4 separate regions of the Mus musculus genome follow, and all the other regions are linked to region 2. Evidence: chromatin loops called from intact Hi-C (ENCODE). Cell type or tissue: heart. All regions are shown on one strand. Links, peaks and the distances in the headings refer to the core of each region. The heading gives the core; the rest is flanking DNA. Region 1 overlaps Atrnl1 (attractin like 1). Region 2 holds the start of Gm41874 (a long non-coding RNA gene). Region 3 holds the start of Trub1 (TruB pseudouridine (psi) synthase family member 1). Region 4 holds the start of Atrnl1 (attractin like 1).

Region 1 (8,142 bases), core at 2,237-6,236, 240 kb after region 2:
ATTTTGGTAGGTCTCCAGAGATTTACCCGTTTCTTCCAGATTTCCAGTTTATTAGACTATAGGTTTTCAGATAAGCTCCAGTGACCGATTGGGGCATCGTTTGTGTCTGTTGTACTGTTTTGCCTGTTGCCTCTAACTTGATTAGTTTGGGTCCTCTCTCTGTATTTGGTTAGTTTGGTTAAGGGTTTGCCAGTCTAGCTCACCGCTGTGAAGAACTCATCCTATTTCGTTCATTCTTTTTGTTGTTCATTTCTTTTCTGTTACTTTCTTCCTTGAGACTTACTGTTTTTCCCATCTACTGATTTTGGCTCTTTGTTTGTTTGTTTTAAATACTTCAAGTTTTATCGTTAAGACTTTAAATAGAGATTTCTGTGATTTTAATCAATGATATTTATAACGGTATGTTTTTCTCTGATAACCATGTTCATTTGAATGCATAGGTTCCTGTATATTGAGTTTTCATTTTGATTGTAAGTTTTAAAATTCATTCTGGAGTTTGTTTCTCAATCTTTATGAAATTGTATATTTTAAGTGTTCTGTTGGTTTCTGTTCATCCCGTTGTGGTCAGAGAGACTATGGGACATCGTTCCAGTTTTCTTGCCTCGTGTTCTACAATGTGGTCCACTCTAGAGAACGTTCCCATGGGCTGCTGGGAAGAACGTGCGGCCTGCAGCGTTTGAGCAGGGTAGCATTGACATCTGTTAAGTCCTTTGATGTGTTAACGTTGTAAGACTGATAAGTCTCCGTTGGATTTTGTCTGGGTGACCTGTGTTGTTGAGTGGGGTGTTGGCATCGCCTGTTGTTACTGTGCGGACATCAGTCTGTGCCTTTACATCCAACAGTGTTTGTCTTGTGAGACTGGACTTGCTTCTTGATATAATGATATGGTCTCAACAAATTATTCCGTTAGTCAATATGGGAATTACTTTTTTCTTCTTCTGACCAATTCCAGGTTGAAGTCTCCATTGTCAGATGTTATAAGTTCTATATGTCAGCAGGTGGCTGGTTTCTCTACGGATCTTCCTTTGTGCAGGTTCAGTGTTCATGGGGTCTTTTAGCTTTTCTTTATCATGAAGACTTTCTGACTTCTTCAGTTAGGTCAGACAGTTCTGCTAAGTTCCTGTCTCTAAAAGATTGTGTTACGGTGCAGGTCTTGTGAGAAGTCCATGTGATTCGGATTAGTGTCTGTATGTGTGACTTGATGCTTTCCTTAGACTGCTTTCAGTATCCTTTGTTTGGTATACTTAGTATGCTACCTGTATGCTACTTTTCCTGTACACTTAGTACTTTTCCTGTACACTTAGTACTTCTCCTGAATGCGTAGTACTTGTCCTGTACACGTAGTACTTTGCCTGTGTTTGAGACGAGGGCTTCTTCTCTGGTCTTGACTGGTGTGCTGCATGCCTCCTATATCTGATAGCCATTTTCCTCCTATGTTTGGGAATTTTTCTGCTATGGTTTTAATAAATGTATTTCCTATGCTTTTAGTTTATACTTTTCTATGACCGTGATTTAGAAGTTTTGTTTTAAAGTGGTGTCTGTCCTACAGGCCTTGCACGCTGTGTTCGTAGGTGCTTCACGGTTCTGAGTGTTTTATGTCTGCCACCTCATCTTTAAGCCCTGCTGCTGTGGTACTTTACCTGATCTATCGGCAAGGTTTTCCTATTCGCCTACATTTTTAAATTAACTCCTTGAGTTTTCCATTCCACAATTTCTAATTCATTTTTCCAATATTTTTATCTTTTTGCTGAAGTCTTACATCGGCTTCATATTTTATTCAGCTATTTGTAGCTTCTGAGTTTATTCAGGAGTTTGTATTCCCTTTGATTTTGTTCAACATTTATTTCTACTTAAAATATTTTAAATTAATTTTCTTAATGCACATGGATGGGGTGGGGTGTGTGTGTGTGAATCTGTGTATCACATGCATGGGTGTTGTGTGTGTGTGTGTGTCTATGTATCACATGCATGGGTGTTGTGTATGTGTGTGTCTATGTATCACATGCATGCCTAGTGTTTGTAGAGGCCAAAAGAAGATATTGCACCCCCAGAACTGGAGTTACAGACAGTTGTAAGCCTCTATGTGGGTGCTGGATATTGAACCTGTGTACCCTAGAAGAATAGCCATTGCTCTTAACCACTGAACCATCTCTCTAGTCCCTTACCACATTTGATTTCATTAAAACCCTTTTATATCTAGAAGTCCAGGGGTAAAGTAATGAGAGGTGCTCTCAGATGCTTCTAGAGACATAGCCACAGGAGTCATTTGTCATTTTTTTCTTTTCTTTAAGAAGATAGAAATTGCTAATGGGAAAATTTTTCTTCAGGAATAAAGTATTTGAAATACTTCTGAATCAGTGGTTTATTATGGGATCTCGTCATACTACATATAATGTATCCAGATGTGTACACATTGGAAGTATATGTATAGCAGAATAGAGGCAGTCACGGGCATTAAAACATGTCTTCTGTGACTGTGTAAGTGGTGGCCTGTGTCTTAAGGTGCTAGAACTAAGTAAGTTCTTGGTTCTCTTAAGTTTTAGGAGTTCAAAATATCTCTCCTTAACATATCTATTCAGAATATTTATTTACGTCTCTATAAACATCACGCTTGGAGCCGGGCGTGGTGGGGCACACCTTTAATCCCAGCACTCGGGAGGCAGAGGCAGGTGGATTTCTGAGTTTGAGGCCAGCTTGGTCTACACAGTGAGTTCCAGGACAGCCAGGGCTATACAGAGAAACCCTGTCTCGAAAAACCGAAAAACAAAAAAAAAAAACAAAAAACAAAAAAAAAACAAACAAAAAAAACCCAAAAAACAAAAAAACAAAACAAACAAACAAAAAGAAACCAAAACATCACACTTGGAATTGTGCAGGTGCTTCAGACGTTGAGGGGAGCCCTTGAAATCAGAGTTTTGTTAGCAGAAGACATCTTGTGAATGAACTAAGACGCGCAGCATAAGTAACAGTGAGCTGAGAGGCGTGGAGGAGATGGAATGACAGCTGGGACCTGGGAGGCCGAGGCAGGCAATATACGAATGGTATCTGAGCCCGCGAATTATGTTTTGCAGGATCAATTCCTGTCCTAACAACTGCTCTGGTCATGGAAAGTGTACAACCAGTGTCTCTGTTGCAAGTCAAGTGTATTGTGAATGCGACAAATACTGGAAAGGGGAAGCATGTGACATTCCTTACTGTAAAGCCAATTGTGGGAGTCCAGATCATGGCTACTGTGACCTAACAGGAGAGAAACTCTGTGTCTGCAACGATAGTTGGCAAGGTAAGGCGGCGCTGGGATGGCATGGGGTTGGTGCGGGGTTGGCGCGGGGATGGCCGGGATGGTACGGGTTTGGCCGGGGATGATGCGGGGTTGGCCGGGAATGGCGTGGGGTTGGCCGGGGATGATGCGGGGATGGCTGGGGATGGTGCGGGGTTGGCCGGGGATGGCGTGGGGTTGGCATGTGGGCGGCTGAGGGTGGCTAGTGGCCACGTGGAGATGGTGGGTGCAATGCTACACGCATTGATTTAGTTTGCACACCCAATACTCAGGTGTTTTTGTTTTTTGGCTTTTTTGCGGGGGCTGGGGATGGTATGTTTAGGTTAACAGTTAAGTTCTTAGCATCTGCATTTTCATAAATAAAGTTGGGAAAGACCTGTCTACATGCTGTTTTAGAGATTAAGTGAAGTTACAGGTTAAACTTAAAATTGGAGGCATGTGATCGTTATAATCCTCTGTACTCTTTTTGTTGACTCCTCAGAGCCTGGATGACGTCACCAGACTTACTCTGTGGTGTCTTCAAATTTACCTCATAATTGGTAACATACTGTACTGCAAAAAGTAAATTCAGTTTTACAGTTATAGGAGTGCTTAAAATGTTTTTCTTAGGAAAGACTGACCCCTTGTGGCTATTTTAAAAAAAGGACAGAGACTATTTCAATAAATAAAAGTTTAGCTGCTTGCTGTAAAAGTCAGATTCCTTGAAAAGAATTCTAAAATCTTCTGTCTGTCATTAAAGATTAGCTTTAAAACACATTGAAGAGTTTTGGGTTTCTTAAGCATATTAAGTCATATATTTCTCATTGTGGAGACAAACTAAAGGATACGTATAGTTATCTGGAATCATCTCTTCAGGTCTAATTTGCTGGTTCCGTTTGCAGAGAAGCATCTTTGTGCTAATATAGTACTTTTTGACAGAGGGAACTTTGATGCACACATTACATAATCCAGAGGCGTATTAAACACACGACAGCAGTTGGAGCAGTTCTCGCTGACCTAAGAACCACACAGGCACACTATAGCAGTGATTTCCTGCAAAAGGGCTTTTATTATTGATAATATATTATTTATGGTTATGACAAGTGTAAATTCTCAAGTGTTTATTAGTAGTGGGGCTGTGTATTTTAAGTTAGTTAATCACTTGCCAATTTTGTGTCCTCAGAAAGTGCTTTGAGGCTTTTTCCAACTTAAAATTTTAAACTAAAATCTTTTCATTTTCCATAGTGATAGTTGTAGATAAATGGCATTTAAAGTTCAGCTAGAGAAGTCAAATATGGCTTATATACAGTGCTTTCCACACGAGACTCATCTAGTTCTGTGACTCAGCATAACAGAGCTGAGCAAAAGATACAGAAAGCCTTCCCCCACATTAGCATAGCTCTCCCTAACAACATTTGCCAGAATGAATGGTGTGCCTGTTAAAACTGGCGAACCTACATCAATAGATCACTGCTACCTAAAGTCATGGTTTATATTAGAGTTGTATTGGTTAAAGGTACCATGGCATCCACCCACCTTACAGTATAGCGCAGAAGCGTTTCTCACACCCTGTACTCCGCCTCGTCATAGGTCCTTCCCTCAGCTGTCAGCAGCCAGTGACCTTCTTCTGTCTCCGTAGTTTTGGCTCTTCTGAATGTGATATGGAGTCTCTATGGCACTCTTGGTGTATTCTGAGAAGTTTATGCGGTTTAGTAGTGCACAAGTGAAGATGGGTGTGCTCTCCTTAAGTGATACAATCATTGATACCATGTTGTACATATGTGGTCTGTTGTTGATGGCAACATTGTTCTGTGATGGGTGACTGTAGCAGAAACTATGTAGCATGTAGGGTTAAGGGGTACCTTCTTTTACTTGGCATTCTGTGTTAAAGTTTCTCTCCTGTGCTCCAGTGACTTGCAGCCCATTTATTTGTAGAATGAGCAATGTTCATTGTGTGGATGTACTGCAGTTTCTCTGTTGATTCATTAGGACCTCTCGGTTCCTTCAGGTATTTTTAATGTAATATCATTTCTTTTAATTTTATGTATCTTTTGGAACAGGATTCACAATGTAGCTCAGGCTGGCCTCAAACTTTTGGTGATCTATCATAGACCCTTGAATGTATAGAATTTTTCAAATATTAAATCACATTAGGAAAAAGGTGTTTTGGAAAACGTTTATCTCTTAAGTTTATCTGTAATAATTGGATAAAGAAGATATTTTAAAACTAAATAAAAATCAAAACATAAAAAATTTACTTTATGTTCACGTGTAAAGAATAATCAGTTTCTCAGGGGCCTCCAAGATGTGGCAATATGCTATAGCAACTGCCTCAATCCAAGTGGCTTTCAGTTTTTTCCTTTATGTGACTTTCTGAATCCTTGGGCTTTTGTTAGAGCAACATAAGTATTTAAAACTTGATTGAGCAGAAGGGAAGTTGTGGTGCTGTTTGGAAGAGACCAGTGTCTTTCCAGCATTGATGAATTCCTTTTTGCAAACAGAGCTCACTGAGTTTTAGATCTGGCAGCTACATACTGTATTTCTAGTCTAACCTTACAGCCAGTGTGGATACCATGGTCAGTGGGATGTGCAAAGGAGTGCCATGTGTACATATACAAACTAGCTCACTCTGATATTTCTCTGGCCGATGCCGACAGCTCTAGTAACCAAAACACCCACCGCCCATTAGTGCTTCTGGAGGTTGGAGGTCTTAGATTAGAAATGAGAAAAACCAGGTTCTGGGGAGGGTTATCTTGGTTGCCTTCTTGCTGTGTTTTCCTCTGTCAGAGCTATGGCAAGAACACATGCGTGTGCATCTCGCACACTTTCTCATCCATCACATTAGGGTTTAGGGCTTATATCTAGCAATTTTGGTAAACCCAAACAAGCATTCAGCCTGTAATGTGCTGATTCTTAGAGTGGATGATTCTTATAGTCACTTCAATTTATTAAGAAATCATCCCAGCTCACAGGCTTATTTTCGGTAAGTCAACTAACCTGTCTAGTTATTAATTTCATCTTCTTTAGAAAGATACATTGACATTTGTCTGGGTCCTAGGATGACAACTCTATAAAGTATTAAAATGTATTCATTCGTACGATTCTGTTTGTATGTGGTGTATGCATGTGCGCATATGGTATGTGCATGTCTATGTGTGGAGGGCAAGAGGCTGACCCTGGGTGTCTTCTGAGATTGCTATGTACTTTATTCGTTGCGGTGGGCGAGGGGAGCTCTCTTCCTGAACTGGAGCTCATAAGTAGGCTAGACTTGGAACTCCCAAGGATCCACTTGTCCCTTTCCCTCAGTGCTGGGTTACTGTGGATGTGTGCCATCACTGTCAGCTTTGGGGTGGATGCTGGTGATCCTAACGTGGAGCCTCATGCTGGCTCAGCAGCCATTTAACAACTGAGCCGTCTCCCTGCTCTGAAATAGTTTCCTAAGGACTAACGCTATAGTGACATTTCCTTTTTTAGTAAGTAGATACTTGATAATAGCTCTTGATTTAATCATCTCTTTTTGTAACCAAGCTTAATGCATTTTATTAACCTATAAAATTTGCATTTGTGAATAATACTTGAAGATTAGACATACTGTTTAGGTATTCTGTGAACACGAGACCAGACTAATAAAATTGGTAGTTTGGTTTTTTTTTTTTTTGTGCCTAGAATAAATGTTAACCAGGATGCTTTCCGTTCTACTTTATTATTTTAAATGTCTGTGTATATAGCCTTGGTGGCTGTAATGATCAGAAATAGGTCTTTAGGATGTTAAAGTTATTCTTTTCTATGTACATGTATCTCATGTATCTCGATAATAACAATGATTTTCAGAATGAGTGCCACAGGGGCTCAAGGGGCAATGACCCTTTTCTGCTCCAACCAAGATGCTATCACTTTGGAATAGTTTCTATATTGAGATTCCACATACAACTTTATTTTAGCCTCATTGCCCCTCAAAATTGGGACGTTGGAGATCACCGATTTCTGCTTAGACAGACAAACAGACACCCCTTTATAATGACATAATTTACCTAAATTGTGTGAACCATATTCTTAGAAAGGTTGTAGAGTGATGACTACCAGTCATGTGACTTATTGCTTGCAAAGTTAACCATTGTATAGTTTGAGAGCATTTAAAATACATTGAAACAGATAGTAGGGCTTTAGTGATTGCTTCTGTGAGCCTAGTACACATGCAGACTATTTTTCTGCTGTAACAAATGCTTTTCAGTGGAATTGGAAGATAGCACTCTTTAAAGATGTTTTCTCATCTTGCTTCCCCCCCCACCTCCCCCTTCCCCTATTCTTTGGAGAATTTGAGATTTCAGTATACATGTTAAATGATAAGTGGAAGAAAGAAAAATGGTGGATATAGCAAATTAATATAGGAATGTTAAATGATATAAGAAAGGCACTGTAGGAATTAGTTTCACTTTAAACATTGTGACCAATTATTTAGTTTGAGCAAAACAATATATCTAACATATTAAATGAAGGCACATAATCTTTGAGTTATTATAAGTTTAATTCTGGATGGTTATAATGAAATAAATGTTGCAATATAGTGAATCATGTGTATTTTTCCTAGGTTCCCAGAGCACAGTGTGATTATATGTTTATACAATACTGTATACGTGTACAATTATAATTTTAAATGTACAATGAAACTATTATAAAAATGTACAATCATAATTAAAAACATTTTACTGCTCCAAAGTGGTAACAGTCACTTGTGATGTTACTGAGCCTCCTTTGCTGGGGGAGGGTCTTGCCTCAGTTTTATGGCTACCAGTGGTTACTGGTAATGGCTGCAATTGCCGTGGGAGGTCAGATTGCAGATCAATAGGGTTGGTGTGATCCACTGCATCTTACCCGAGAAGAACTTT
Region 2 (8,142 bases), core at 1,968-5,967:
ACATTGTATCCAGTGTGGTCATATTGTATCCAGTGTGGCCATATTGTATCCAGTGTGGCCATATTGTATCCAGTGTGGTCATGTTGTATCCAGTGTGGTCATATTGTATCCTGTGTGGTCATATTGTATCCAGTGTGGTCATATTGTATCCACAGCCAGGGTACTCTGTGAATAATTGTGTTCAGCTGATTTTCTCCTTCTTATGTAATCCAGGGCCCAGTGCATAGACTGGCACCACCCACAGTTAGAATAAGTATTCCCCCTTCAACCTAATCTAAACAGAATCTTTCATCAATATGCCCAGAAGCTTCGCCCTTCAGTAGTTCTACATCCTCAAGTAGAGAATAGTAACTATCACACACTGCCTGGTAGTTACAGTTACCAATATAATGTGGACATAATGGCACATATCTGTAACCCCAGCACTTGAGAAGCAGAGGCAGGAAGATCAGGAGTTCAAGGGCAGATTGGAGACCTTGTCTCAAAAACAAGAAACCGACCCTCACATAATTACTAATACATTTAGTATAGCTGGATAAGCAAGGAGCAGGCATGGTGGACACTGGTGTCTCTTTTCATTCTCAGTATGTATATGAGAAACTGTACAACCTCACCAGCATCCATCCTCAGTAGCCACACGGCTTCCATTTCAGATGTTTAGCTCTGTTTCCAAAGGAGTTGGATACTGATGGTTCTGAAAGACGTTATTCATTGGGCTGAAGAGATGACACAGTTGGTAATGTGTGCCGTGAAGTGTACCATGGCTTGAGTATGGATCCTCAGCATCCATATAAAGGCCAGTCATAATGTCACATGTCTGCAATCCCAGCACTGGGGAGGTGGAGGCAGGAAGATCCCTGGTGTATGGAAATCAGCGCCACCGTCAAGTCATAGACCCTGTCTGAAAAAATAAGCTGACAGCAAAAGAGGAACACACCTCCACAGGCACCTGCACTCGCCCCACACATGAACACACACACATGCACACACACATACACCACACCATACCACACTACACAGACACATACACATCTACACACGCATACATACATACCACACACACATGCCATACCCCAGACACAGACATGTACATACACACACGGACATACACACCACACACACCATAGATACAGAAACATACACACATCTACACATACATTCATATATACCACACACACATGCCATACGCCAGACACAGACATGTACATACACACACATGGACATACACAAAACACACATATACCACACACACATACACACAACACATACACAAATACATATACATGACATAGTACACTACATAGACACATACACACATGGACAAATCTATACATACACATGCATACACACCACAAACACACACACACACATACATATGCACACATACATACACATACACCACAGACACATACACACACCACACACGTACATATACACACAAAAAGTTATTAAAAGCAGCATTATTTCTGTATCAATACTGATGTTCATGATGAATGTTGACAGTTTAAAAATCCTGTAATGACCTTGAAGCCCAGGCACCGCTACTTCACTGTCTTTTTATGTATTAAAATCTTAATTTGCTGATAGTAAACATTTGTGATGAACTGCACTTTTCTAACTTATGTTGGCATCCCTTCATTTTAAAATCACCAAGAGACAAAAACAGTAGAGATGATTCAGGTCTTTCTAGGCCCGAGGCCCTGCATATAGATTTTTCTTGCCTTCTGACAGAAACAGTTTGCTTACATCTGTGTAGATGAGAACATAATTACTGTAAGGCCCACGTCTGCTCTGTATGCTCACATTTGCTCTGCAAAGGGCAGCACGTGTGTGTCCTCAGCTGCGTCCTGAAAGCTTTTGCTGCCTCAGAAGCTCGCTTGCATTAAACATGAGAGCCAGATAAGTGGGGTTGCCACAGGGAACTGCAGGCAGCTCCACACAGCCCAGGACAATCTTTGTTCTGCATGTACAATGCACAATTTCAGGAATGCTTCCTGGGCCGAGGAGAACTGGAGACTAGTATCTCCCAAGCTCTGGGGTTACAGGTCCTCACCACCACACTCACTCTATGCAGTGCTGGGGGATCGAACTCAGGGCTTCATGCATGCTAGGCAAGGACTTTACCGACTGAGCTATAGCCCAGCCCCTGATTTTGGCGTGAGTTTAAGGATAGCTTCTTAACACCCCCAAGAACAGGGGACAGGCTATGAGCATATGCCTTAGCTGTGTGAAGGATGAGCAAGTCCCTCTAATGAAGAGTGACAGCAAGAAGCAAGAATCCAAGAGAAGCTTTCAAGGTAGAAAGGTCGAGAGAAAAGAAAGGCACTGAAGGAGGAAAGCTTGAAGTGGACGGGGGAACAGGCCTGGAACTCCCATTGTAAGCCATTCCCTGCTCTTCGTGCATGCCTGTGCGTGAGTGCGTGCATGCGTGTGTGTGCGTGTGTGTAGCACCCACAGCCTGGGCTGCTGCCTGGTGGTCAGGCCCGTCTTCCTGTCTCTTTACCCTCTGTTTCCTCTCCATATCCAACCCTGCTCCCAGGGAGCAATGCGGGCTCAGCACCGGGCCTCCCTCCTATCTCAGGCCCTGCTTTGACATTTGGCACTCATCTTGAAAATGAAGGATTTGACTTGTTCCTGGGATTTGCTCCTAGACCAGTCTCCCGTCCTAGCAAGTCAGCCCAGTTCCCACCGCTGGCCAGCTGTGAGGCTTCAGGCACCGACCTACAGCCCGCTCTGAGCTGTAAACCGGAAATGGTGCCATCCACCTCAGAGGGTTGTTGTACCGACTTAGTGCCGCAGTGGTGGCTCTGGATTCTGCGTCTCCAAAAGTTCCCGGCTTCCCAGGACTTCTGAATCATAATGGCTGGAATGGGCTCTGCCAGCAGCTTGCTGGGCGAGCTTCCAGATGATGGGTTCTTTATGGAGACCATCTCACCCCACACACTAGATCCAGGAGGCCAGGTCTCAGCATAGCCGTCTGTCCCAGTCTACCCTGGTTACCCTCTCAGCTGTCCCTCCCCACATGATACCCCAATAGTCTTGAACTTCCACTCTCACAGAAGGGCAAGGACTACGAGTTGATCAGCCTCGCTGTACGCTTGCCTTCTTCCCACACCCTCAACCCCTGTCCTGCATTGTCTTTAAAGTTTCTGGAGTAAGTGTCTACCTTTGCTCAGCAGTCCCAGTCAGCGATAAGCGACCCTGTTTACTGCTGGCAAGAACGGGTCTGTAAACTTTGCCCCAGGTTTATGGTTCCAAGTCCGTTGCCAACATGGCAGGCAGGGGTAAACGGACACCTACATCAGGGAACCATGCTGACCCAGCAGCTTACAGAGACTATTTCCTGGAGGCTCCGGACAATCTTTTTTTTTTTTTTTTTTAAGATTTATTTATTTATTATATGTAAAGTACACTGTAGCTGTCTTCGGACACTCCAGAAGAGGTTGTCAGATCTCATTATGGATGGTTGTGAGTCACCATGTGGTTGCTGGGATTTGAACTCCGGACCTTCGGAAGAGCAGTCGGGTGCTCTTACCCACTGAGCCATCTCACCAGCCCGGCTCCGGACAATCTTGATGCCTGAAAACAACCATGGACTCAGGTCAACCTCGGTTGCCAGACAGTTACCAAGTGCTGCCGCGAGGGGGCGATGGCGCCAAAGGGTCTCTCGCATCCCGGAAGGCCACTGCCAGGGGGTCAGGCACTGGGTCATCTCCTTTTTTTTTTTTTTTTTTTTTTTCAGTTCCTGGGCAAATGGCAGCTGTGAGTCGCCTTCCGACATTCAGCTGTGAAATTTTGCATCCAATCAGCTGTACTAGACCCTCGCTTCTCAGCCCCGGTTCACCTCAAAAGCTCCAAACCCGCAGCAATCTCTGGCTCAAGAGCAGTTGTGTTTTATACTAACTGCTTAATAAGTGGGATGCTCACGTGCCACTGTGCAAGCCTGGCCGTCAGAGGAGCACTTGCTGGGGTGGATCTCTCCATCTGTCACATGAGGACTCATCATCAGATGCCTGGGAACTGGAGTTGCAGGTAGTTTTGAGCCTGGGTACTCGGAACTGAGAAGTGCTCTAACAAGCATGGTGAGGGAGCCGCCTCCTGCCTTTCCCGCTCTCCAATCGCATATTTTTAAAACTCCTTGGTCATTCTAACAGAGACCCTAAGAACCTCGTTACTGGGGGGGGGGGGGGGGTCAGATGCGGATGGGAATCATGGGAGCAAGTTTTAGATTGTTCTATCATGTTTCTCCCGTGACTTGGTAAGTCACTGCTGATGTTTTGTTTTAGAATAAACTGTTTTGCCTAGTTCTGGAAGAGCCTGGGGTTGAAAACTGTCTTGAAGTCATTGCTCCCATGGAGATCCATTTAAGATAATAATACCGTATAAGGGCATCAACTAGTTGTCAGCTAAACTAGAAACATGTGCGTATGAATTAATATATCATATCAAAATAGGACTTGGAGAAAACTGGGGCCAGTTTAAAAGGAAGGGGGACTTTGTGTATTGTGCCCTGATCCAAACTTTGTCTGAATGATCACAAAAATATTAAAAATCAAATAAACACAGCTACAATTCTTTTATTGCTATTGATACTTGTTTTTCTCCCACATTTTATGAATTAAAGTAAATCTGTGAGTTCTATATAATTTTGTCCTATCCTTTTACAGCTTAATATAATGTGAGCTTCTTAAATTGGAAAACTCTACAGAGCATTGTGGCCAAGCACCCACTGGTCTGTGCCTTTTGTAGACCTTGAATTTATTTTTTTATTTTTTGTATTTTTTTGTGACACAGGATCTCACCATGCAGCTCAGGGTGGCATGGAATGCCTTCAGTAGCTCAAGCTGGTCTATAACTTGCCACCTTCCTGCCTCTCAAGTGTTGGAATACAAGTTCCGTGCCTGCACTGTCTGCCTTAGATTTTATTTGCTGCTCCTAGTAAAGCAACTGTCTACTGTGGTTAGGGGACACAGGTTTTTTTTTTTTTTCTAAGAGGTATAGAATTTCATGGACAGGCTAGAAGCACATGGACCCACCTTCAAATTCACAGGAAAGCAAACAATGCACACAAACACACACATGAACACATGCATACACAAACACATGCAAACAGATACATGCATGCATACATATATACGCATGCACACACGTATGAACACACATACATACACACATGTGCTATACACATACACATGCACACACATGCACACATATGCAAATAGACACATGCACACATACATATATACACATACACACACATGCACACACGCACACATACACACATGTGCATATACACATACACATGCACACACATGCACACATGCACATGCAAACACACACAAATAGACACATGCACACATACATATATACACATACACACACACACACACACACACACACACACACATGCACCTGCACACCTCATTGTCAAGGCTTTGGTTGACTGTCTTCTCTCTTCGCCAAGTCCACACCTAAGTGCCTGGGGACAACAGATAACAGGAATGACAGCACTCACACCAGTTGCAGGAAGCCTATTTCTAAAGTCCGGTGGGTGGATGTGGGTGTAAGGATGACTGGATCTAGAAAAATGAACTGGGGGCCAGGAAGATGGCTGAGGCAGTACAGGCACTTGCTGCATGATTAAGTCTGTCTGCTTGAGTTTGTTCCCCAGAATTCACATAAAGATGGAAGGAGAGAATCAACCCAAGTTGACCTCTGACCTCCACATGTGTGCTGTGGCATGTGTCCCCACCTCCCTCAGCAGCCTGTCCCACAATAATAATTTTGTTAAAGGAAAGGAGTCTGTGTGTGGCTTCCTGGCGTCCTCTCTAGCCTGCCTCTCCCTTTTTCAGTGTTTGCATCTAAGAATTGCCTTGCGAGCTGTGAGGTTGCCACTCTATACTGAAAAGACCCTAACCCTAACCCTAACCCTGATGCCCGTGAAGACACATAGAATGTGGGATATGAGAAATCAAACCACAGTAACATTTGCTGCCTTTTTACTAAGCAGCTATTATGGGCCAGACTCTACACACTAATTTTTCTTAGCCCCCCAGGAGCATTCCATGAACAAGGCACCCACATTCCGAGTTTACAGACAACAAACCCAAGGCAGAAGGAGACAAAGAAACAGCTGTTAATCAGGTGAGTCAGAATTTAAACTCAGCCCAGGCTCAATTACACAGTGCTGGGCACCTGCCGCGGCTGGCTAGTGAGTTACTCGATTAGATGACTAAAATGCTTCAGAAGTCAGAATTCTTAAAAACAACAACAATCTTCTTTGCTTTCTTTACTTTCCACCCCTGGAGACTTATATAAAAACCCAAAGACACATTAGAGATGGGACTTCATTCTCACAAATGCAGCTGTGCTGCAGCCTGACTGAACCACAAGTGAGATCTGTATGAATTCTGAGTCAAATGCACAACGCACATACATGAACACACACATACATGAACACACACAGACACACACATAGTCATACACAGTTACAGACACACACATGTACACACGGACACACATGCACATGCAAATACATCCTCTCAGATACACTCAATCACATACACAGTTGCATGCACACACAGACACACACCACATACATGAACACACACACACTTGTGGGGAATTGGGCTATGCACAGACAGGCTGGTCTCCAGTCCAGCTGAGGTCTGAACTCTGAAGGGTGATAATTCACCTTCATGACACGGTAGGCGTTCCCTCATGCTCCTGGAACTCCAGCTCCTGCCTAAGTTACCGCCCCCCCCCCCAGCCCCTACAAGAGAAGCATGGCTAAAAGCAATGGCCTAAGCTTCTGACCTTTAGGCTAAACTCCTCCCCAGTTACTTAGCAACAGTAAAGCTCATAAAAAGGGGCTGTTAGGCCCCCACCTTGATCTCCTACCTCTTACTTCTCACTCTCTTACCTCTTACCCCTCACTCTCACCCCCTCTCTCCTCTCTCTTCATCTTCTCCTCTCCTCTCTCCCTCTTACTCTCTTTCTCTCTAGCCTTCGCCCCCTCTCTTCTACCTTCTCTCTTTCTCCCTGCGTCTCTACAATAAAGCTATAAAAACATAGAGAGTCTCTGCTCATCAAGATCCGCGGCACTCACTCTCACCTGTGGGTGTTGGGAACTTCTTCCCTCATCCCTCTCTCCCATAACCCCGGTGGCTTTAGCAAAGTAGCTCCGGTGCCCTCAGATAGGGCTACCCCTTTGCCATCCCCCGAAGAGTGGGTCAGAGGCTTAGATGCCCACCTGGGGATGAGTGGAGGGTAGATAGCAGCCCTCCCATGCCTGACTGACCAGAGAATAGGTGAAACTCTGGCAGGGTGTGGGGCTTCCCTTTCCCCCTCTTCCCTGGGCCCCCCTTTTTAGTTCCCAACACACACTGATGTGTTTCAAGACAGCCAGGCATGGTTACTATTGCATGTACTGGGCTATCCTCCAAGCCAAGCTGCTGCCATCTACAAGAGTCCAGCTGTTTGACAAAGATGATCACATCTGGGTTTGTTGACTTTATGACACTCCTTGAATGGAGGAGGGGGAGGAATTACAAAACCCTCACTTGAGTATCCAGCCCCTCTCTCAACCAGGTGTATATAATTTTGTTCTAATTACACATGGCCTGCGGTGAGGGGTCTGGGAGCAGCTAGCATATATAGATGGAGAATGATGGGGGATGAAGAGGGGCTCCATCTACAGAACGGCCCTTATCCTTGATAGGTGAAGACTTCAGTTTCATCCTGGTCAGAAGGAGTACCCTCACCTCTGTAAGGAACCCCTCACCTACGAGAACATGCAGAAATAAGGACTCCCCAGTAAACTAATGGGTCCTCAGTGTGAACTGGTGGGACTGCCCCTCAGCTCATCAAAGGGACCTTAGGAGGAGGGGTAGTTGTTATGTCTCCCCTTGGGAAGGGATTTTAGCAGCTGTGGCACATGCCTGTGACCCCAGCATTGGGAAGTAGAGACCAGAGGGCAAGGAGTTCAAGGTCATCTCTGAGTACATAGCAAGTTTGGGGCAAGACGAGTTCCTAGTTCAAAAACAAAACAAAGCATGAAACCCCCGAAAAAGTGATAGAAATATTGTGTCTGAAACAAGCATTTAAAAGCCTGGTTACTTAGGTTTTATTTTTGAGGCAGGG
Region 3 (8,142 bases), core at 2,717-6,716, 53 kb after region 2:
CAGTCAAAAATTCAAAATTCATACACACACACACACACACACACACACATGCAGGTTATGGGGGGGCGGTACAGAAAGGAAGTGACTCTACCTCAAATACACAAATTAGGTGTTTGCGTTGGATAGTTTACAGCGGCAACTCCAATGTACCTCTTCACGACTAAGAGCATTTGGTAACAGAGATATTAAAGGTTCCAGCAGAACTCCGAGATGCCAGAGCAAGCCATTGGCCTATACCGAGCCTATGGACTACAATTCCCAGAAGGCCTTGCAACACATCGGTGTCATCTCTGCTCGCCTCTTGGCCCAGGCCGTGAAAGCATGGCAGCTGCAGAGGCAGAGGTGGTTTCACCTCTGATTGTGGACACAGCTCCTGACACTTCAGGAACAGCCGAGGCCTCTGTAGCAGCATCGGTGGCGGAAGCGGCCAGGACTGAATCGCAAGCCCCGGCCTCCAAGGCCGCCCTGGCTGCTAAGCTCATGTCGCTGAGCGGCGTGTTCGCCGTGCACAAGCCCAAAGGGCCCACTTCAGCCGAGCTGCTGAACCGGCTGAAGGAGAAGCTGCTGGCAGGTACTGCCGCCCGGGTAGGGACCAGGCTGAGGAGTTCTCCACCACACTGGGATTTTTATCTCTAGTCTTTCTTCTTTTACTTACTGACTTACTTTGTGCGTCTGTGGCTCAAGATAGAAAGAGTGACCACCGAATTAACTCTGGACGAAAACCCAGGGCATCTTAGGCTTGGACTTACCCAAGTGCACACTCTTTCAACAGTGGCCCTTTGAGCTTCTCACGGGAAGTACGTGTAGAGTTGGGGGACCAGTCTGCATATACAGGTTTTCACCCTGGTGGCTGCAGCCCAGTTTTCTGTAGTTTGATCCCTCCCAGGGTTTTTGTTTAACTCTTGCGAATGAGTACCACCAGAGGAAATGCAGGCTCTCTACCCCTAAGTTGCAAACTTAAAAGTTTATTTGAAAAGCACATAGGCTGAGTTAGCTAGGATTTAGAAAGGACACCACTTTCACCTTTTAGTGGGCACGGTGATTCGTCTTCTATACAAATGCAGGTTCCTGATCCCCACACTTGCAGACCCTGAAAGTCTGAAGATCTGGGATTATTTTGGAAATTGTGCTCTATTGCTTCAGATTGTGCTTTCTTTCTTCTTCTTTTTTTAATGTAGTATTTTTTGAGGAACATTAAAATAGAAGATGGCCATTTTTCTAACCATTCTTCCTCTTGATCATTTATAACAGGAGCATTAAAAAGCCAAAACCCTTTAGTTTTGTTTTGCGTGTGAATGTGTATGCAGTGTGAGTGTGTGTTTGTAGGTGAGAGGTGATGTTGGCCATCTTCAGACATGGCTTTCCATCTTGTGTATTGAGCCAGAGTACCTCACTTGAACCTAGATCCTGCCAATTAGGCAAGTCTGCCTACTCAGCTTGTTTTAGGGACAACTGGCTAGGAATCAGGGTAGCATTCAGTGTCACCCTCGTGTTTATAGGGGTGCTGGAGATCCAAGCTCTGGTCCTCACTATTGCTTGGCGAGCACTTTACCCTGTGAACAGTCCCCACGGAGCCTTTCTTTTACTGGATTCTCATGTTAAGCTGCATCTGTGGAATCCTATAGGGACATAGGATGAACAGTGGCCGCCTCTTCCCTTAAGTCGGCTTACAGTCTTGTGATCTCTGCAGTTCCAGATTCTCCAGAGCTTCAGCTTAGCTTGTCTTGTTACAGGTACAGAGAAACCTCTCACAGTGCTCAGTGTCACCTGGAAGACTTAATCTAGTTTTGTTTGTTTGTTTTGAGATAGGTTTGCCTTGAGCTCAACTCAGTGATCCTCCTGCCTGAGCTCCTGAATGTGAGACTTACAGATGGGCACCTCCATTCTGATTTAAATTTTCTCTTTTAGCCAGGAGCCAAACTATTCTGATAAAAACTTTGCTAATTTAAATGTTTATTGAACAGATACACACATTCTTCCGGATGCTAAACAATGGTGTTATACTTGCTCATTTGTGCTCATCGTTAAGTGTGGTGGCTAACTTTGATTGCCACCCCAATATCATCTAGAATTCCCAGTTTCAGTAAGGGATAGGGAACATCTATATTGGGTTGGCTTGTGGCCATGTCTGTGAGGGATTGTTTTAATTAAGCTCATTGAGAGAGGAAGACGCGGCCTGCTGTGGGTGGCACCCTCCCCTAGACAGGGCATTTGAACTGTGTGAGAACTGGAGCTGGACACAAGTGTGTGAGCCTTCGTTCTCATCTCATCCTGACTGTGGATGTGGTAGAGAGTAAGCTGGAATTCTGAGCTAAAATAGACTCTCGTGAGTTACCTTTTGAGGGTATTTTATTACAGCGTTAATGACACTAGCGCATCGGATTTTAGGGGACATTGAACTGAGGACTTGCATCAAAAGGAATCATTGTGATGGGGTATTTGTTTGTTTGTTGTTTTTTTCTTTCACAGATATGTTGCTTTCGTTTGTCCTGATTTGTTAGTAAACTGGCTTTTTGTACCAAAGATTACGGTTCTTAAAGAAGCTTTTCATAGCATCAAAACGCTGAAGTTTCTTGGTTGCACTTTGTTGGGACTGATTGCTTCAAGGCTGTCACTAGGCTGGTTTCTGCAGAGCACCCACTGATATGCTGAAGTCTTCCTCTCCTAACAGTGCCTGTGATTCCGTATTCATATTAGCTAAGCGAGCTTCCTAGCCCAGTGCCTGTGATTGGGTGATTCCGTATTCCCTATTAGCGAACTCAGACTTCCCCAGTGCCTGTGATTGGTCGATTCTGTATTCATATTAGCTAAGCGAGCTTCCCACTGGGGAAGTGTCTGTGATTGGTCAATTCCGTATTCATATTAGCTAAGCGAGTTTCCCCAGTGCCTGTGACTGGGTAATTCCGTATTCCCTATTAGCGAACTCAGGCTTCCCCAGTGCCTGTGATTGGTCGATTCTGTATTCATATTAGCTAAGCGAGCTTCCCCAATGCCTGTGATTGGTCGATTCCGTATTCATATTAGCTAAGCGAGTTTCCCCAGTGCCTGCGATTGGGTAATTCCGTATTCCCTATTAGCGAACTCAGGCTTCCCCAGTGCCTGTGATTGGTCGATTCCGTATTCATATTAGCTAAGAGAGTTTCCCCAGTGCCTGCGATTGGGTAATTCCGTATTCCCTAGTAGCGAACTCAGGCTTCCCCAGTGCCTGTGTTTGGTTGATTCCGTATTCATACTAGCTAATTGAGCTTTCCCAGTCCCAGGCTAAGCACCTGTCAGAATCGCCCTGCAAGATTCTAAAAGATAGCATTCTGTTCTATCCAGGTTTGACAACCACTGATTCGCTCAGCCAGGAGGCATAGCCTCTTCAAAAACATTCCTTGCCCGTCCTTACATTGATTTCCCCCGTTGTAGAATCTCTTCTCCGTGACTTTGAACCTTTCAAGGCCTGAAGCATGCTAGGTTTTTATAGGTAGAAAGGACCTTAAATGGTCATCCATAAACAGCCATCTGAGTATTCGATTCAAGAGTGAACACAATTTCAACAGTGTGAATGAGTTAGAGACAAGATGACTGAATTTATGAGACCTTTATACTAAGGCATATCAAGTTAAAAACTCGGAGTTCCCCAGTGTACTTTTGTAAGTTCACTGACAGAGATCCATGATACATTGCAAGTGGAAGGTGAAGTGTTTGAAGTCCAGGCCCACGGTGCTGGGATCTCGTTCCTCCAAGTTTGGTGATGTTAGAGTCCAAGTGTACACCCGATCTTAAGGCTCTGAACCACTGGCATGGTAGTCAGGCTGTGAGGTTGAGCGGCCCAGCACAGCCATCTGAATGTTCTGTTGTAAAGATTTATTTATTTATTTTATCTATGTGAGTACACTGTTGCTGTCTTCAGACACACCAGAAGGAGGCAGTGCAGATGGTTGTGAGCCCCCATGTGGTTGCTGGGAATTGAACTCAGGCTCCCCGGAAGAGCAGTCAGTGCTACTTATTAACCTCTGAGCCATCTCTCCAGCCCCGTCTGAGAGTTTAAGCTGGCTTCTGTCTCTGCCCTGCCCTCTTTTCATTGTGTGCTGTTTTCTGTCTCCTGGTGTCAATAGTTTTAAAGTAGGTTTAACAGGCTGAGGGTCAGGGGATTGCTGTGACAGGTGTCGTATAGCTCGTCTGTAATGATGGAGATGTGATGTAAGCAGTGTTGGAATCCTCTCTTTCTTTATTAAATGCTTCAGAAGTCAAGTGGTAACTAACAGCTCTGAGCTGACACTTAAGCTCTTGTTGAGATTAGCGTCTTTAATGAATTGAAAGTTTTGATCATGTGGACAAGTAGTAAAACTAGCTGAGGACTAGGTGTAGATAGAAATAGCCCTGTATGAGATGTGCTCCCAGTTAGTAGACGCCAGGGAGGGACAGAAGAAATCACAGACATTTAGAGACTGTAGCTGAGGTCTCTTAAAACTAGCTGCATATGCCAAAGCTAACTTTTTTGTTACTTTCTAACTATTGATATATCACTAGAAGTCACCCAGTTAGCTTAAATATTGACTTAGACTTTTGTTTTTCTTGGGGCTGGAAAGATGGCTCCACAGATAAGGACATTGGGCTGATATTCCAGAGGTCCCAGGTTCAATTCGCAGCATCCACTTGGTGTCTCATGTCCATCTAGAACTCTAGTTCCCAGGACTCTGCTGCCCTCTTCTGGCCTCCTTAGACACTGCATGTACATGGTTTACAGATATACATGTAACGAGATTGTCTATACACATCTAGATATAGATAGATCCACACACATATAGATGGATACATACATACATACATACATACATACATACCTAATTGTTTCTCTTAAAATGAGTTCAGTTTCTATTTCACTAATTTTGAAATACTGTTCTTTTGTAATTTAGGAAATCTTTCTCTCTTCATGTGTGTGTGTGTGTTCACACATGTGTGGAGGCCAGAGGTCAACCTCAGGAGTCATTCCTCTGTCCACATTAATTTTTGAGACAAGGTGTTTCACTGGCCTGGAACTCACTAAGTAGATGTCACCAAGCCCCTGTCTCAGATCAGGGATTATAAATGCATGTCACCACCCCCAGCTTTTTCTTTAACATGGGTCCTGGGGATTGACCTCAGAACCTCATGCTTGAGTGGCAAGCAGTTTACCAACTGAGCTATCTTCCTAGGCGTGGCTATACAGTTTTGTTGTGTTTTGGGACAGGGTCTCAGCATATATCCTTGGCTATGGGGACTCAGTATGTAAACCACCCTGGCCTCAAACTCATTGTTTAAAAGCGTACACCACCACACTGAGCCCACTGTACATTCTAAAACCTGTTTTTGCTAGTTATGTGGTCATAGCCTTATACCTGTATGTTTTGTTTGTTTTTTGAATAGGTTATCTTGTCTCCCATGCTCCTCCTGACTTGTAATTACCTTTTTTTAAAAATTCTGATTACTCCTGTAGAAGCTGGAATGCCTTCTCCAGAATGGAACAAGAGGCAAAAGCAGACATTGAAAGTCGGACACGGAGGGACGCTGGACAGTGCAGCGCAAGGTGTTCTGGGTAAGAGACGTGAGGGAAGTTTAATGACTCTCTCCTTCAATACCAGAAATGCTAGCTGAGTCCTGGTGCCTCACTGTACATTGCAGTGTTCTAGTTATACCGTGGTTACAAGTCCTTCTTCCCCGAAGCCCTTGAATGGTGCAGGGCACAAGCACCACAGAGCACAGCACCACAGCACACAGTACCTCAGACCACACAGTACCACAGACCATCCAACATGGCAGCACACAGTACCACAGAGCACACAGCACCACAGACCATCCAACATGGCAGCACACAGTACCTCAGACCACAGTACCACAGACCATCCAACATGGCAGCACACAGTACCACAGAGCACACAGTACCACAGACCATCCAACATGGCAGCACACAGTACCTTAGACCACACAGTACCACAGACCATCCAACATGGCAGCACACAGTACCATAGAGCACACAGCACCACAGACCATCCAACATGGCAGCACACAGTACCTCAGACCACACAGTACCACAGACCATCCAACATGGCAGCACACAGTACCTCAGACCACACAGTACCACAGACCATCCAACATGGCAGCACACAGTACCACAGAGCACACAGCACCACAAAGCACCATAATGCCACAGCACATAGCACCAGAGCACACAGCACCACAGAGCAACACAACACCATAGCACCACAGCACCACAGAGCAACACAGCACCACAGAGTAACATAGGGCCACAGAGCACCACAACACCACAGCACAGCACTACAGCATACAGCAGCACAGAGCACCACACACACAGCACCACAGAACAGAGCACATAGCACTACAGAGCAACAGCACACAGCATCACAGAGCACATGGCACCATTGCCTCTCCTATGTGTGCAGGGAGCTTTGAGCAAAGGTTTGATTCTGAGCAGAACAGTTAGCCCACCAGGAGTGAAACTGTTGCGTTTTGAAAGGCTTGGGCATGCCTAGCATCTGTGAACTTGGATTATAGGAAGTACTCCACTCTTCCCTGGATCACCATCCTGGTTTGCTGTGTCTGGACTGTGTGCACTACTGTCTTCCTGTAGGACTCTGGAGTTCAGGGCTCCCATACAGGCAGAGGGTGCCAGGGGACACTTCCCAACCCCAGATCAAGCTTGGAAACTATGTTTTTGATATATTTCCTGGAGAGAAACATTGTATATACACGTTCTTCTAGGACTGACAGGTGTGCTGGCCTGGCACTGACTGGTGTGCTGGCCTGGCACTGACTGGTGTACTGGCCTGGGACTGACTGGTGTGCTGGCCTGGCACTGACAGGTGTGCTGGCCTGGGACTGACTGGTGTGCTGGCCTGGGATGGACACTGGGTTGTGCTGGCCTGGGACTGACTGGTGTGCTGGCCTGGGATGGACACTGGGTTGTGCTGGCCTGGGACTGACTGGTGTGCTGGCCTGGGACTGACTGGTGTGCTGTCCTGGGACTGACTGGTGTGCTGGCCTGGGACTGACTGGTGTGCTGGCCTGGCACTAATGCTGGTGTGCTGTCCTGGGACTGACTGGTGTGCTGTCCTGGGACTGACTGGTGTGCTGTCCTGGGACTGACTGGTGTGCTGGCCTGGCACTAATGCTGGTGTGCTGGCCTGGGACTGACTGGTGTGCTGGCCTGGGACTGACTGGTGTGCTGGCCTGGGACTGACTGGTGTGCTGGCCTGGCACTAATGCTGGTGTGCTGTCCTGGGACTGACTGGTGTGCTGGCCTGGGACTGACTGGTGTGCTGGCCTGGCACTAATGCTGGTGTGCTGTCCTGGGACTGACTGGTGTGCTGGCCTGGGACTGACTGGTGTGCTGGCCTGGCACTAATGCTGGTGTGCTGGCCTGGGACTGACTGGTGTGCTGGCCTGGGACTGACTGGTGTGCTGGCCTGGGACTGACTGGTGTGCTGGCCTGGGACTGACTGGTGTGCTGGCCTGGGACTGACTGGTGTGCTGGCCTGGCACTGATGCTGGTGTGCTGTCCTGGCACTGACTGGTGTGCTGTCCTGGGACTGACTGGTGTGTTCTCCTGGCACTGTTGCTGAGTTGTTCTGTCCTGGGACTGACTGGTGTGCTGTCCTGGCATTGACACTGAGTTGTGCTGTCTTGGCACTGAGGCTGGGTTGTGCTGTCCTGGCACTGATGCTGGGTTGTGCTGTCCTGGGACTGACTGGTGTGCTGTCCTGGCACTGACGCTGTGCGCTGCCCTCTGGTTCATGTGCTCTTGTCCTCTGTGTCCTCTGCTTCCCCTACCAGGGAGCATCAGATGGAGGCCGGGATGGTGGTTGGTGTTTCTTTTTCACTGAGTCACCGTGCTGTGGCTCTGTGCTTCTCAGCTGCCCTGTCATTCCTCTGTCCCTCGGTGACGTCCTGTGTTCTTTATCCTGCTTCGATTCTTCACCGTCCTGGCTCTGCTCCTGCTGCGTGTCACACGGGGCAGCGTTTCATCCGCCATATTACTGCCAGTGCTCTGCCCATTTTACAGGCTGTGTGCTCTGTAATAGTGGTTCAGGTTCAAGGTCTGAGGCACGGTTCTCAGCCTTCCCAACCCTGTGACCCTTTAATACTGCCTCACGGTGT
Region 4 (8,142 bases), core at 2,023-6,022, 210 kb after region 2:
TCTAAATGCATAGCCACCTCTGATCGCTAATGAAATCTTTCTTCATTTTCTTTGTCATCGTGAGCTGACACCTCTAAACTCTAAAGCGGAGCAAATGTGCTTCCAATTACAGGAGCAAAACCTTTTCTGCTCCTGCTGGTGAGATTTGCAGAGGGAATAGTTATTGGTGCTATATTTATTTGAGTCAGGGTTTTACTATGTAGGACAGGCTGGTCTTGAACTAGAGATGTCCCATTTCTGCCTTCCCAGTGTTGGGCATACAGACCTGCACTCCCATGCCCAGGTAGATGGATATACTTGATTCACGTTGCTTAAGAGGAGTCATAGTCTGTGCCTTTAAAAAAATAACTAGATTTCATAAAAGACAAATTTCTATGACCACGTCTTGGCAATTTATTATTTGTGGGGAGGAGGTAAGGTAATACGTGTGGATATTTAGAAAGAAAAGTTTAAGAATGCTCATTTTATTTTCAATTAAAAATTATATTAGCCCAGCCTAGTGAATTTAGAATCTTTGGATTTATTTCTCTGGATTTACTTATAACAATATGTTTGAAATGTGTTAAGTAGAAAAATTGGCAGAAGAAGGAGTGGTGTGTGTGTTTGCAAGCACAACAGCAAGAGAGGGGGATGGAAGCAAAGAACGGGCCCAGGGGGAGGCAGAATGTTAGCTTTTGGTTGGGAGGGTGCGATGTTTCAGATTAGCACACACCTCTCACCTCACTCATATTTCTTAGTGAATATTTAAATCTGACTTTTTCTTTATTCCCCAATCTGTCAGAGTCCATCTAAGCTCTCTTAGGTCTTAAAGATGCTGCCTGGCTGGCTTGGTCCTACCATGGTGTTTCCTGCTCTGAGACTGTGTTGCCTGCTACTTTCTTTATTTCCGGCTGCTTTCAGAGGTCTCGTGTGAGTCAATGGTGAACAAGAGCCAGAGCAGAGCCCACCTTTCAGTCAGGCAATTCTGCCTTCTGTCGTCTGAATAGAAGCCTTTGCTTCTAGAGTGACAAAATTCTGTATCAGTGGACTTATTTCCCCCTGTTCTTTAAAAACTATCATTTTGAATGTCCTTTGCAAACATTGGCAAAGAGAACTCTTAGGTTTTTGTCTACCATATTAAAAATTTTAAAAGTACTTTAAATAGAAGTGAACATAATGCCCCAAATATCCAAGGGTCCCTGATATTAGTTAATTATTGAGAGAACAAATGCACGTATGTTTCTTCTTGGATAAGTTGTAATCACTAGTTCTATACAATTTAACTTTACTTTGGTGAAACTGGCTTTTGCCCTTTTCTCTCTTCGGGGGTTTTTAACCCTTTGCCAGAGTGATGGCTGCTGTCACCAGTCCTATGAATTCCTTCGGTGTTGTTTAGCCTGCTAGGATGTGACAACCTGGGAGTTTAAACATTTTTTGATCATAGAAGATACTGAAACATCAGCCAAGATGCTGCACAGGTTTTGTCGCTGTCATTTAAGTTTTCTCTGTTTATATCTGCAGATTATGTGACACGCATGTCTATTGGGAGCTTACTAATTTGTGAGCCCAATACAAAGGTAGACGTTACCTCTATTCAGTTTTGCTTTCTGTACCTGTACTTCATCATAGTTGCTCATAAAACGTCAACAGAAACAGTTCGAAGGAGAAAGAGGATATAGGCGAAGCAGAGATTTGGTGTGATCCTTATGTGAATCCTTTCATATGAATTTAATGTATTCAAGTGTATTCGAAGGGTACTATTGAGAGGAGGCCTTTGGGGCTGCACGTTCAGTGTACGGTGAATGATTACAGTGGTCAGATGGCAACAGATGTGTGTTTTTAATGGGCAAACCCTTCACTCAAATACACGCCCCAGTCGGCGTGTGGCTGAGCTGTGAACTCTCTTGTTAGAGAGACAGACTCCCGTGTACCCTTTGAATTACCTTTATTCACGAGAGGGATTAAGAATTGACCACTTTCCACACGTCTGAAAGTGACACTACCTTAGACGTGAGAAAGATGTAGCTGACTTTAAACTTCAGCTGGTAGGAAGAGAAGAAGAAAGGAAAAGCCAAGGAGATTGTCCACCAACAGAGGATCCTAAAGGGTTTGGATTTCCTTTTCCTTTTTCTTTTTGTCACTGCAGTGAAAAGGAGTGGCCTCTAACAAGATCCTCTTAACTCTGCCCCCCTCTTTCTGAAGAACACCAGAATGTGGAAAAGGTGGGAAAGTATGGGGCAGGCCAAATTTCAGGCTCTACAGGACATGGCTCACACTATTGTGTCCCGGAAATGGATTTTTTTTTTTTTTTTTTTGTACAAGTGAGAATCAGCTGCCTTTCTTCTTTTGGGAAGGAGCCTTTTTTTTTTTTTTTTTTTTCCAGGACTTTTGTTTTCCTCTTAAGTCATTGCTGAGGTATTTGCAAACCAAGCCAGCCAGCACTTATGTTTTATTCACCAAAGGAGAACAAAGCAGCTGCAAACAGAAGTGGGCTGATAAACATTGAAAACGCACACAAGTTAGAGGACTTGATCCGTTTCTGCTACCAACACGCACCTCAGCCTTTCTCATGCTATTCCCTCATCTGCGAAATGGGGTTAATAGAGGATTTTCTCTGTGAATTGGGATGATGGAGATTAAAAGAGATGACGTGGGTACATTATTCCCAAAATAAACTCGGAGTGAATCTTAACAATAATATTATGACTGTGGTTACAACCAAAACTTTTCTGCTCCAGCTGTCAGAAATGTCTGGTGAGTTTCACAATCTTGTTCGTACCGCCTGCTCCTTGGTGGAGCTCCAACAACTCTCGAGGGTGCTTGCCTGCAATTTGTGCACAGCTTCCTCTCAAGGGTTCAGCTAACAGGCCCGTATAGAGAAAAGTAGAAGACATATCTCAGCTTATGCAATTAAATCTTGGAAAGTCATCTCAAGGAAGAAATAGATGCCGCTGAAAACGGGAAAGGGCCCTTTCTGGAAATCACTTCTGCTTTTCTGAAGGAAAAAAAAAAGCCCCGATGTCGCAACATTTTTCAAGAGAGAATAGTGTCCCAGACGAAGGAGGAAACATAGACAAGAGAAAAGAAGATTTGGTGAGGTTCCGAGGCAGCGTCGGGAGGGGTGGCTCTCGGAGCAGTTCTTTGTTGGGCATGAGGAGCCCCGATTGGGCGATAAAGAGCCGCCGCGGCTGAGGTCGCCCCACGGGAGCAGCTTCGCGCCCCATGCAGCCCCTCACCCCACTCCGCCCTGTCCCTGCACCCCATAACGTGGTCAGACCGCGGTGCCTTTAAGACTTTGCTGGCTGCACATGCTCAGCTCTTTGTGTGTAGTTGGGAGTTTTTAAGAAAAAAAAAAAAAAGAAGAAGAAGAAGAAACGTGCAGGAGACTCGGGGAGCGCTGGGGCGGGCGCCTCACTTTTGCAGCCCGCGGAGTACAAGGTTGCCTTCCTGCCGAGGCCCCGAGGTCGGAGTGGGTTTCTCCTCCGTGGGCTCCGCGGCGCGGGCCACACCTGGGGACGCACTCCCAGCGGTGCCCGCCGGCCGGGTGGGCGCGCGGGGGAGTCCCAGGTCCCCGTCAGGGGCCGGGCGAGACCACCGCGCCCGGACCGAGGGGGGGGGAGTGGCCACGAGAGTGCGTACGCACAAGGCTGCGGGGACGTCTCTCCGCAGTTTGGGCTGCGACCGCGGCCACAGCAACTGTGTCTGGAGGACGGAGGGAAGCAGGCTGCTGCGGTATCTCAGGCTAGCAGGAGTACCGCCGGGTACCGACAGCCGCCCTCCCCTCCCCGCGTGCTCCTGTTGGACGCGCCCATCTCGGGGGCTCCCGCGCGGCCCCGCCCTCCCGGGCGAGCCTCGGCATTCGGCGCGGGGCGCGGGCGAGGCGGGGCCGTGCGGGTCCCCTCCCCCTTCCCGCCCGGTCCCCTCCCCCTCGGGTCCCCTCCGGAGCGCGGGGCGCCGCCGGCTCTTCGCTCCGCTCCCGGAGCTACCGTGGCTGCAGGGTTCGGCTCGCCGAGGACAAGGTCAGGGGAGCGGGCGGCGATGCCCGAGTGTGACTGGAGGCAGCCGACCGGAGGCCGCCGCGCCTGGGATCCGCCGCTCCGGACCGGTCAGCGGGACGGGGGTCGGCGCCGTTGAGGAGCCGAGGAACAGCAGCGGCGGCGGCGAGGTCCTCTGCGGCCGGGATCCCCGCTCAGCGGCATCCCCGTGCGCTCCCGCGAGCGCAGCCCCGCCGAGCCGGGACGCCGAGGAAGATGGAGCCGGGGGTCCGGGCCCGCTCGGGTGCCCCGCAGCCGGCCTCCCCGGTGCTGTGGAGGGCTCGGCCGGCGGGCGGTGGGGGCGCCTCCTCCTGGCTGCTGCTGGACGGGAACAGCTGGCTGCTGTGCTATGGCTTCCTCTACCTGGCGCTCTATGCTCAGGTGTCCCAGTCCAAGCCCTGCGAGAGGACTGGCTCCTGCTTCTCCGGTCGCTGTGTCAACTCCACCTGCCTGTGCGACCCGGGCTGGGTTGGGGACCAGTGCCAGCACTGCCAGGGCAGGTTCAAGTAAGTGCTACCGTGGGACCCCAAGCCTCAGCCCTGCCCCGCCAGCGTAGCTCCCCGCCCCGCTCTGGCCTCGGGGTCCCCGGGAGGGGGCCCTACGCTGCGCCCCTCCAGCCTCCGGGTGCCCCGGGGAGCTCCAGCAGGCGCCCAGCCCGGGCTGACTCGGTGCTTTCCGCATGTCCTCAGCGGCTTGTCATCCTCTGCGCAGAAAGAATGTTCTCACTCCAATTCGTGCCAAACTCCGCCAATTAGGACAGTATCTGTTTCCATCAGAAACGGAGGAAATAACTCATGAAAAATCCATGAACATTGTGAGAAGTCAGAGGCGTCAGGGTTTAAAGTTGTGGCCCAGCTCCTTCCCTGTGCTGTTCCTCTAGTCAGAGAGCACGCCTCGGTTTAGTAATCGTCGAGTGTGGTAAATAGGGTTTACAATGGGCAAACTACGATCTGTACCTTGTTATAAGTTTCTAGGTTGGTCCTCTCACCCATTTCCCCATAAGTCTATAACTTACTGGAATTTTACGCCTTCTATCCAGAACCTACAGAGAGAAATCCAGGCAGCAATTTAAGTTAACTCGATCAAGGTTATGCAGAAAATGCTGAGTCGTGATTCCAGTCCAGCCAGCTTCACTCCAGAATATGCATTTAGAGGTGTTGGGTTTATCAGGACAGTCATGGCTTTGTGTGACTTTTGACAGGTGTATGGGGGACAGCAGTTTGGTTTTGCTGAAAAGCAAGGTGCTAAGGAGCCTGCATCTCTGGGGAAGAGACACTTCTCCCTATTGGCTGATGCTTATTAGATTTCTGCCTCTATAAAAAGAAGTGGGGTGGCCGTTGGGAAGGCGGAGAAGTGGGTTTCTCTGAGAAACTGCAGGAAAGCGGTCACCGAGAAAGCTTGTCCTAGATATTTAACATGAAGTTTACGGCTGATTGTGGTTGTGAAATAATACTATGTAGATGGCTAGTATTTGTTGTGGAGATGAAAGCAGAATCTAGGTAAAGTATCTCTGGCTTTGAGCCAAAGGTAAGAATATGGCTGACATTATTAATCTATTTCAGGGTGGTTTCCTTGGCGTTTTAATCACAGCATAGTTTTCTTTACTTTCTTTCCCACATTTTTACTGTTGCTCGCTAGAGCAATACCCCATATTAAGTGTAAAAAAATGTTTGTCTTAAATGACACTTTGAAATTTTAAGTAGATTTTATTCTTTAGTTTTTGGTTTTGGTGGGAAATCTTAGGTGAAATTTCATAAAATTGGTTTGGAGCAGTAAGTATTTCCAGAGTTCAAAGTTTTAGGAGTGAATACATAACTTTTACAGATACCTTTAAAGTAATTTAAAAAGAGAGGTGCCACTGAAAAGTTTAAAAAAGTTTACAATGAGAAAGCAAGATCTGATTTTATGATGCCTCTTGAGTAGCATTAGTTCCCCTGTCGGTGATAGTGTTAGCCAGCCAGCCCTTTTACTTGTTAAGAGGATATCTTGTGGGAGAGAGCAATGGACAAGGAAAAAGCTACACTCACTTGTCCAGGTTTTCTACAGAGTAGGATTGTTTGTAACGTTGTGGCGGTGAGTTAGCTCCATTTATCTGAAGAGGCTATGAAGCACCACCGCCTGAGACCTTCCGTCCAGTCCTGTGTTTTGGAGTAGGGATGCTTGTTAACAGCCAGATAGCTAGATCAGCACTCTGTGACTTCTCTTAGATGCTGTCCCAGTAAGTAAGAGAAAGCACCCAGATCAAGTTAAAAGTAACCAAGTAACACTGAAAGATGTTCATGAACTAGATACATTGTTAACAGGAGGAGAGTAGACATACTTAAATGAGGTTAAGTCCTGAACTTATTGAATAGTCATGCTTGGGAAGCTGCTATTCTGATTCAAGTGTTGCTTAATGTTTCTATGAAATACAAGTTATTAGGGTAAATACACATAGTATAAGTCTCTGTTTTCTCAGGCATACGTTTAGGGGCAAAGAAAGTGTATTTGATGTTAAAGGCTTTGGACATTTAGAAGTACAAAACTATTCTTGGTAAAGTACCTAATGAGCTATGAACAGTTTATTTGAAGACGTGTTTTCATGGCAAAAGAACCGAACTTGACAATTATAGCTCAAGTCTTTGCTAGGCTGAACATAAGAGCAGCCTTACACATAGTAGTGAAAAGTGATTGATTAATCTTAGTAAGCAGGTGTCAAAATTAATGGGTATGTTACCTTAGTCTTCTTCTATTATGGATGTCGTAGCTAGGGAATGAGCATTCTTCAAAGGCCTTTTTGCATCTGAAGATTGACGTAGAAATGCAGGAGCAAACAGTAGTAGAAGGGATGTGCCAGAGCTCCTGGCTTTCATTGTAGTCTTTTGTTTGTTTCCATTTGAAAAGAATAAACCCTTCAAAATTGTAAGACATTTCTGACAAAAGCAAAACAAAATGACCACCCGTTTTCACTAATGACAGACTAAAGGTTTTAGGAGTGAGACTCAGAAAGCACCTGGCCAGTTTGAAATAGAATCAAGACTATGGTAGGCCCTAATTGAAATTATATTTCAGTTGCATTGCATAACGTTAGGCTGGAAAACATTCTGATGTAATCTACGAATAATAGTATAGACGACAAATGATATTTTTGTTAGAAGCTGGTTAAATTATTTTTGTAGAGCAGTTGAAAGTTTTATTGATAAGAATTGGTTTTGTATTGAAATTTAGACTTTTTTTTTTGATACTCATTACCAATCTCTTAAGTCTGAGGTTGGGAAATATGTTACAGTATGTGACTTATTTGTAAATATAGAATTATAAGCATTCGTGTATGGGGTACTTTAAGAATCATTAACTTTATTCTCCACATAAATTTTTAGACCTTCAGGTTAGTCAAATTTGGATTCTAAATAGCACAAATTTATGATGGAATTATATTTTTAGTAACTGCTATAATAGTGAGTATATACTGTGAAATAGTGGAATGTTTTCTATCAACAAAAGAGGCAGGATTAGAATTTTAATTATTTTTTTCTAAGCCACTTTTTTTTTCTTTGAGAAAAGGTCTCTACACACAACTGGTTGTGGAACGCACTATGTACACCAGGCTGGCTTTGAATACAGAGAGATCCTCCTGCCTCTGCCACCAGGCCAGCTGTAAGCTCCTCTTTAAGTGATAAATTTATATCAAATCTTTATTGTTAATGACAGGAAACCTTCGAGTAATGTGAAAAATGGAATGTTCTCTGTCCACATGTCTTCATCTTCTAAGTAAAATTATAATAGATGATCTGTATTATCATTTATATTATTAAAATATGCAACCCCATAGTAGGGATTTAAAATAAGTTAAGTGGACAGTTCAGTCTAGATTGTGAAGTAGGTATCTTTCTTTTCTTTCCAATATTTGGCTTCTTAAGCAATCAGATTACTCCTCTGCTTGTTCTCTCAGCTTCTTGTGAATTCCTTTGGCCTCAGGGTACTTGACACAGTCCTTACTTCTTTACTCTTTGCTCGAGTAATTAATGTTGCCATCTAATTTTAGCCTGCCTACCAGTTTGTAAAGGAGGCTTTTCGGACTCCCCAGTCAGTCATACCTTCTTACATACTGCTGTAGCACAGCCTTTCCTACTTAGTGCTTTTAAACAAA

The links. Peaks named below come from ENCODE experiments on the same cell type or tissue, not always from the same donor. Only the 100,000 strongest peaks of a DNase experiment are listed, where the experiment ranks them.
Region 1: it touches region 2 in a loop (9-fold over the local background); 30 of 42 quality-filtered maps call a loop at or near these places.
Region 3: a loop joins it to region 2, with 7 times the contacts of the local background. A loop is called at or near these places in 22 of 42 quality-filtered maps.
Region 4: a loop joins it to region 2, with 2.4 times the contacts of the local background. A loop is called at or near these places in 7 of 42 quality-filtered maps.

The regions. Positions count from the first base shown.
Region 1 is chr19:57,639,349-57,647,490 of GRCm38, forward strand. It overlaps Atrnl1 (attractin like 1), which reads left to right. Exons shown (of 29, transcript NM_181415.4): 5 at 3,072-3,280. Among named protein-coding and RNA genes, the nearest start is that of Atrnl1, 32 kb to the left of the region's middle. In heart, for the core only: a CTCF peak has its summit at 3,908 (motif pointing left); no DNase peak of the experiment used is centred there.
Region 2 is chr19:57,400,715-57,408,856 of GRCm38, forward strand. It overlaps Gm41874 (a long non-coding RNA gene), which reads left to right and starts at 3,751. Exons shown (of 3, transcript XR_877961.2): 1 at 3,751-4,032; 2 at 6,049-6,144. In heart, for the core only: a CTCF peak has its summit at 3,636 (motif pointing right); DNase peaks (open chromatin) are centred at 3,277 and 3,617; H3K4me3 peaks cover 553 bases; H3K27ac peaks cover 417 bases.
Region 3 is chr19:57,452,626-57,460,767 of GRCm38, forward strand. It overlaps Trub1 (TruB pseudouridine (psi) synthase family member 1), which reads left to right and starts at 281. Exons shown (of 8, transcript NM_028115.3): 1 at 281-571; 2 at 5,465-5,563. The coding sequence starts at 322. In heart, for the core only: a CTCF peak has its summit at 4,697 (motif pointing left); no DNase peak of the experiment used is centred there.
Region 4 is chr19:57,607,125-57,615,266 of GRCm38, forward strand. Atrnl1 (attractin like 1) reads left to right here and starts at 3,910. Exons shown (of 29, transcript NM_181415.4): 1 at 3,910-4,519. The coding sequence starts at 4,230. In heart, for the core only: CTCF peaks have their summits at 3,484 and 4,327 (motif pointing left); DNase peaks (open chromatin) are centred at 2,797, 3,707 and 4,667; H3K4me3 peaks cover 3,341 bases; H3K27ac peaks cover 2,676 bases.